Regions from separate parts of the Homo sapiens genome. Here region 2 is linked to region 1. Evidence: chromatin contacts called from ENCODE Hi-C data. All regions are on one chromosome and are shown on one strand. Each heading gives the region's core, a stretch centred on a gene start or an enhancer-like site at or near the end of the contact. The rest is flanking DNA. Distances are from core to core; before and after follow the strand shown. Region 1 holds the start of PRICKLE2 (prickle planar cell polarity protein 2). Region 2 has its middle 100 kb from the start of PRICKLE2.

Region 1 (3,562 bases), core at 549-3,048:
TCCCTACACGCTCTGAGTTCTGTGTGATGGAAACTGAAGGCTGAGTGTTATTCATTTGCTTGTATTTTATTTCTCTTACTGAGAAGTTATTCCAGGTCTCATGATTTTCACCATGAAAGGTCTTCTGGGAACTAGAGAGAAGCATTCTGAAAGAAGTTATTAAGCATTATTAATACAATTACATACAACAAAAGACATAATTTAACTTCCCCACATCCAACAAAGAAATTCATTTGAAGCTTCAGGAACTGCAGCTGGAAGGGCAGAGCTCATCAGAGTGGGTTCCCCAGGCGGGGGAGTGTGGGCAAGGAGCCGTGCTAGCTGCTTTGTCCTTTGGGACACTTCTGTGCATGATGGAATATTCCTCCCTCCCAGCCTCCCCAACCTTTCCCTCACCCTTTACTTTCACTCACAGTGCTTCCTTATCACAGGCACAGAGTCCAGAATATTGCCTGGCTCTTGCCTCTCTCCTGGCCCGGGATACTGCACAGGCAGCATTGAAGGAATATATGATTTTAAACAATTAAAGATGACCATGGAAATACTCAGATGCTAGGAACAGTGATCAGCCTAGTAGATAGTATGCCTCGGTGAATTTTTCTAACTTCATTCAAAATATCAGAAATAGCTATTGAGTATGTGATATTGTGTTAATCTTCACCATAGTTCTATTCAATATTTTACTTTCTTTAATTGCAGTAGCCCATAAGGCCCTTGAAAGCAGAGACTGTGTTTATACCTAGCCTTTAGAGCTGTGCATGGCATAGAGTACGTGCTTAGTAAATATTTATTGAATGAGTGAATGGTACAGATGAGGTTATTGAAGATCCCACAAGTTAAGTTACTTGCCTAAGATCACACTGCTAGCAGGAAGGAAAGGCAGGATTTGAACACAGGGCTCTCCAAATGTATAGATTCCTTTCTTCCAGATTGCTTGGTTAGGCCGCCTAGTGGTGTATAAAAATGGAGCTCGGAGACCCCAAAGGTATTCAACAAAAGCTCTATCTGAGGTCTAGGAAATGTGGATTCTGACCCATCCTTGCTGAAATCCTGGTGTGACTTTAGAAAAGTCCTTTCTCCAGTTGTCTCCATTTTCTAATCTGTAAAATGAGGAGATGGAAGCAATGCTCTCTGAGGGTCTCAGGGTCTTCAGATGCCCTGGGAAGGTTTATGCTTTGTCTTCTTCTGCATGCAGTTGGAATTGGGGTAAGGGGTTAAAGGGCAGCTGACTGACTCACCACCCAAGCACGTGAGGAAAGGAGTCACTTGTGCTTTATTTCGAGGTGCACAAAAACTCAAAGGTGACATAGTCTCAGGCCAAAAAACAAGCAACACCCGAAAATGAAAGTTGAAGAGAGAAGAGAAAGAAAAAAAAAAAGGAGAGGCATTTTTGAAGGCTTGACACAGCATTTAATTAAAAAAAGAGTGCTCTGATTCCACTCCTAGGTTGGTGCAGCATATAATCTGAAACAGGCGCTCAGGTTGATAATTGTGCCCAGATCTGAACCTTGGCACCTAAGAGCACAGCTTTTAAGAAGAAAAAAAATAGGCATGTGTCTTTAAAGCCTCTCTTCTTATATGTGATTTTTTTCATGCTCATTTGGAGGTTACGTAGCTGGGCCTTTGCATCCAGCAAAGGCTTCCTTCCCCTCTCCCTGGCTTGGGGATTATTGATTTGGAAGGCAAGGCTAATTTACATGTAAATAAATCTCAGCACTGGGCAGCAGGATGGGACGTCCAGATGCCGTGACTGACTTGCTGACATCACAGCTTCATTAGCATGCGGAGGATGCAAGCACTGCAACAGCGACTTCTCAGGCACCACCAGCAGCGCCACCGAGAGTTATTATTATTTTTTGACCAAGCAGCACATTTCCTGGTTCAGTGGCTTGAGCTCTGTGAGCAGCTGACTAGTCACCCCGGGTCTGGCTCAGGATCAGCTGGTGACGCTGGGCTGGAGTCTATGACTTCTTCCTTCAGATTGTCATGAAGAAGGGGAGTTAAGAGGAAACTGGGGGTCCTCCGGAAGGCGATCTGAGCACTCAGGCTGATCTAGAGGAAGAGTAGAAGTCATACTTTTTTTCTCTTGCTTGGTGAATTCCCCAGCAGAGTCTGGATCCAGCAGTGCTGTTTTCCCTGAGGGAATGTGGAGCAGCTCGGCTTGAGTCTGTTGCCAGCTTCAGGAAGGGTTCAGACTGAAAAGGGGGTTTGAGGAGAAGATGCTTTGGCTGCCTGAGGTCCTGCTTGCGTTCTTAGAAGTCAGATCCAGGGAGAAAGTGAACTGGGACAATTGACAAGCTCCAAGGGTCTGGCAGAAGCTTCCTCCGAGACTGGGCATTTCATCCTCCCTGGAGGTGGGTAAGAAATTTGCTCTAATTCACAAATTAAACAGCAGTATATTTTCTAAGGAGGATGAGAAAGCCAGATCTAGGGCCTTTGCACTGGGGGAGGATATTGGGTCTTCGTTTTCTTGGCCAGGTAGCATTTTTGGTGGCCCTGCGACCCCTTTTGCCTTTTCTATGCTGATTAGAAAGCTCGATTACAAAGTGTTATGTCACAGCTCTAGGGAGTCCTGAAGAAACGCTTAAATCTTGATGCTTAAGAAGAAGCAGCGTTTCTCTAAAAGTGTAGCTTTCTTTAAAAAACCATAATAATATGGGGAAAGGGGCTAACAGACCAAATACCTGATAGCGTTCATGTACAGTAGTCATTTCAACACATGATGTCAGAAACCATTAGGGGATCTGAGGAACAAGGACTCAGCTGAGACTTCCAGGTAAAGAAATGGCTTTCAAATTATTTAGGTTTAATTTTAGACACTGCTTTCAGATTAGAAATGGTGACAGAGCTTCAGAATATGACTGCATAGCCTGGCTGAACACATGATTCGGTTTGCCCTCTATGCTGGGTTTCTTGAGGGAGTGATCATAGTTAGTTCTCCTCACTCTTGGCTTCTCGAAAACCAATCATAGCATTACTAATTTGCCATGGGGGTCTTGCAATGAAATACAGATTTTTAATCCCATGGTTTTTTGTTATGTGGTCTTGGACTATGCTGGGGTCCAGTGGGACTTTTATGAATCATAAATAATCCAGGCTGGGCCAAATCACACTGAGGTTAGCGATCCATACCAGATGTGATGCCATCCGCTGGTCCAAATGTGGCTCTTGTCTAACTTAGGCACATAGATTATTTCCCCAGTGAGAGAGTTCTGCTTCCCATATCAATGCATGTATGAGCACAGTCAGGGGAGGGCTCCAGTGTGCCATGAATATGTAGACATAGACTGCCGTGTACTGAATCTGCAGCTGGTAAGGCTGTGATTTGCTTTGCCTGCACATCTCTTCCCAAAGAGTGTTTTAAACCATCTCAGTGAGACTTAAACTAAATGAAGCAGCCTTGCCTCTTTGCTAGAGGCCAAATTGGCTGCTGTAATCCTGCTCCTCAGAAGGCTTACTGCCTGCTGATGGCTTTCACAGATGGGTCAGGATGAGGGTCCCCAAGGGCTCCAGAGTAAGTCACAACTTTGACATAATTACCATATTTTGGAAATTTGGATTT
Region 2 (3,562 bases), core at 745-3,244, 100 kb before region 1:
CTGTCCTCAACAGCTTGCCATTAATGTGACAGCCACTTCCTGGTAAAAAGTCAAGTCCTGACAGAGGAAGGTTAGAGAAGGTGTGAGTCTATCAACTGAAGACAGTGAGCTAAATCAGCATTTTAGACATTGGAGCTCAGATCCTACTCTTCAGGGGCAGAAACCATGGCCTTTTGGTTCAGTGACTCTCTGTAGAAAAGCAGTACCCACAAGTAGATGTTTAAATTGACAAATGGATCCTGATGGGGAAGCAGTGCTGGGGGAAAGGGGCAGATGGTGTAGAGTATCAGTCTGTGGTCTCACTTCTTCTTATAACTTTACATCTGCTGCCCCAACTCTTTGAAAAAGAAAAGCGCATCCTCAGGAATTGTCTCCCAGAAAATGAGCCACTTGCCTTTTAGTTGAGGTCTTTGGGGTGGATCAAGGGAGGCCTGAATTGGCTTCCTGGGTCTCTCAATTACCAGCATTTTGACCTTGAGCAAGTCACTTAATCTCTTGTTATCTGTAAAATGGGAAGGGTATATTAGATGTGAATTAGGCTGATGTAAGAAAGCAAAAGATGTTACACAGAACCTGGTGTACAGTGGGTATGACTATTGTTGAAGATGGAGGTAAAGTTGGGGAAAGGAATGCAAACATTGTGTTCTTCCTACCTAAAACTCTGAAATCCTGCACGTTGTCTTGGGATAACCATTTGATTGCGTATTAGTGGAGGTTGTTCAGAGAAACAAGACCAATAGGATATGTATACACACATAAATGTGTAGAGAAAGATATTTATTTTAAGGAATTGGCTCATGTGATTATGGAGGCTGGCAAGTCCGAAATCTGCAGAATTAGCTAGCAGGCTGGAGAACCAGGGAAGAGTTGTAGTTTGAGACAAAGTGGTCTGCTGGCAGAATTCCCTCTTCTTAGGAGGAGGTCAGTCTTTCTCTTTTTAAGGTCTTCAATGGATTGGATGAGGCCGATACACATTATGGAAAATAGTATGCTTTACTCAAAGTCCATCGATATAAATGTTAACTCATCAAAAAAAAAATACCTTCACAGAGCCATGTAGCATAATATTTGACCAAATATCTGGGTACCGTGGTCTAGGCAAGTTGACACATAAAATTAACCATCACAGACTGTGTTGCTGTCACTGGGTGACCATTAAGGGAAGCACTGGGGGAACTCTACTGATTGCCTTCCATGTTAAGCAGAATTCTTTATATTGCGAGGGGCAGAACACTAATACAAACTGGTTTAAGTTGGGGGGAAGGACAGAGGAGGCACAAGAGGAGTTACGAACAAAGTAGCTCAAACTGTCAGGGATTCTAGCTTCTAGACCCAGAGTCCCATATGTTACCATGGGATAAAACCTCCTCTCTTATCTGCATTATCAGGCAAGTACTTTTTTGTGCTAGCTAGATTGCTGACAGCTGCTCTTGGCTTAAAATCTTCATAGATTCTTCTTCTTCTTTGAACTTCCAACGGAAATCCTGAGCCTGAATCTCACTGGCCCAGTTGGGTCATGTGCTCACCCCTGAACTAATCAAGATGTGAAAGAAAATGAACGCACTGATTGGCTGAGACCAGGGTCACGGGACCTCCCTTGGCGCTGAGCTTCAGCCCCACCCAAGCCAAGTGGACTGACGCAGAGAAAGAGCATTTTCCCTTGGAAAATCAGACAGCTATTTCCAGGAATAGGACAGGATGCTGGACAGGCTAAATCATCATGTGACTGCTCCTGCCTCCTGTACATGTCCCTTTTCTCCTCCCTGCCTGTTCCATTCCCCTCCTTTTTCTCTTTTTTCCTCCTTTCTCCTCAGCAGCACATAAACCACTTTCTATCCCTTAAAAACCTGGCTTCTTCTTTCCTCATCTGAAACTCCCAATTCGTCTAAGAAAGCAGATGCTTCAGAGGCAAGCTGCCTCTGAGAGCAGTTTCGAGCCTGATTCTGTACGTGTGATCATTGCCCAGGGACAATTTGGTCCTGGCTGATCAGTCAGTGCCTTGCGCTTACGTTCCCAGTGTGGGAGGAAGGAACACAGAGTGACTTGATACTAACTGACGCTGGAAGGAAGAAGAGTGATGCTTCTTGTCTCCTTTCTTTGTCTATCTACTAGGCCAGAGGTCTAGAGTAGAAAGTTTAGAAGGGAAAATGGAGACTTATCTCTGAGTTGCAGCAAACAGAAAGAAATCTCATGCTAGAAAGATTAAAAAGTAGGGGGAAAAGCTTCCTGCAAACACTTTAGACATAATTGTATACGTGTGCACGCACACACACACATTCACTTGGCCCTGGAACAACACAGGTTTGAACTTTGCAGGTTATAGGAAGATTTTCTTCTGCCTTCTCCATCCCTCAGACAAGAATAACCCATCCTCTTCCTCCTCCTCCTCAGACTACTTAACTGTGAAGACAAGGAGAATGAAGACCTTTAGGATGATCCACTTCCACTTAATGAATAGTAAATATATGTTCTCTCCGTTATGATTTTCTAATATCAATTTTTCTCTAGCTTTCTTTATTGTAAGAATATAGTTTATAATACATATAACTATAAAATGTGTGGTAATCGACTGTTTCTGTTATCTATAAACTTTCCAGTCAACAATAGGCTATTGGTAGTTAAATTTTTGAGGAGTCAAAAGTTATAGGCAGTTTTTTTTACTGTCCAGGGGTCAGCACCCCTAACCCCTGCGATGTTCAAGGGTCAACTGTATATATTTTTTAAGGCGCTTTATTTAGATAAAATTCACTTATACAATTTACACATTTAAAGTATACAGTTCTGTTTTTTAAGCATCTTCACAGGGTTGTAAATAGCATCACTACAAATCTAATTTTAGAATATTTTCATCACCCGAAAAAGAAACTTCATACCTATTAGCAGTCACTCTCTTCCTCTTCCAAGCTCTTGACAAGTACTAATTTACTTTCCATCTTCATAGATTTGTGTGTTATGGACATTTCATGTAAGTGGAATTATACAATCTGTAGTCTTTTATGATTTGCTTCTTGCACTTAGCATAATGTTTTCAAGATTCATCCATGTTGTAGTATTGTATTAGTCCATTTTCATGCTGCTGATAAAGACATACCCCAGACTGAGCAATTTACAAAAGAAAGAGGTTTAATTGGACTTACAGTTCCAAGTGGCTAGGGAAGCCTCACAATCACGGTGAGAGACAAGGAAGAACAAGTCACATCTTATGTGGACGGTGGCAGGCAAAAAATGAGAGAGCTTGTGCAGGGAAACTCTGCCTTATAAAGCCATCAGATCTCGTGAGACATTTTCACTATCACAAGAAGAGTGCAGGAAATACCCGACCCCATAATTTAATCACTTCCCACTGGGTCCCTCCCACAATACATGGGAATTCAAGATGAAATTTGGGTAGGGACACAGCCAAACCATATCAAGTGTGTATCAATATGTCATTCATTTTTACTACCTAAGCCAAATAATCTTCCGTTGGATGGTTATGCCACAGCCAATAGACATTTGTATTGCTTCCACTCTTTTACTATTAGGAAGAAATGCCACTGTGACCATGGATGTACAAGTTTTT

What was found. Hi-C counts contacts between places; a loop is a spot of excess contacts on that map. Pooled maps may share reads with other maps.
Region 2: a map of mammary epithelial cell shows a loop between it and region 1 (2.8-fold over the local background). The contact joins the enhancer-like site here to the promoter of PRICKLE2 in region 1. A Hi-C loop is called at or near these places in 1 of 168 maps with a recorded cell type or tissue (mammary epithelial cell) and 1 of 50 pooled maps.

The regions. Positions count from the first base shown.
Region 1 is chr3:64,223,702-64,227,263 of GRCh38, reverse strand. It overlaps PRICKLE2 (prickle planar cell polarity protein 2), which reads left to right and starts at 1,798. Exons shown (of 8, transcript NM_198859.4): 1 at 1,798-2,354. RefSeq lists a silencer at 1,617-1,911.
Region 2 is chr3:64,325,668-64,329,229 of GRCh38, reverse strand. No RefSeq gene overlaps it. Among named protein-coding and RNA genes, the nearest start is that of PRICKLE2, 100 kb to the right of the region's middle. Within about 2 kb of position 1,994, at least 13 of the 41 ENCODE cell types and tissues checked have a DNase peak (open chromatin) inside an H3K27ac peak, as active enhancers do.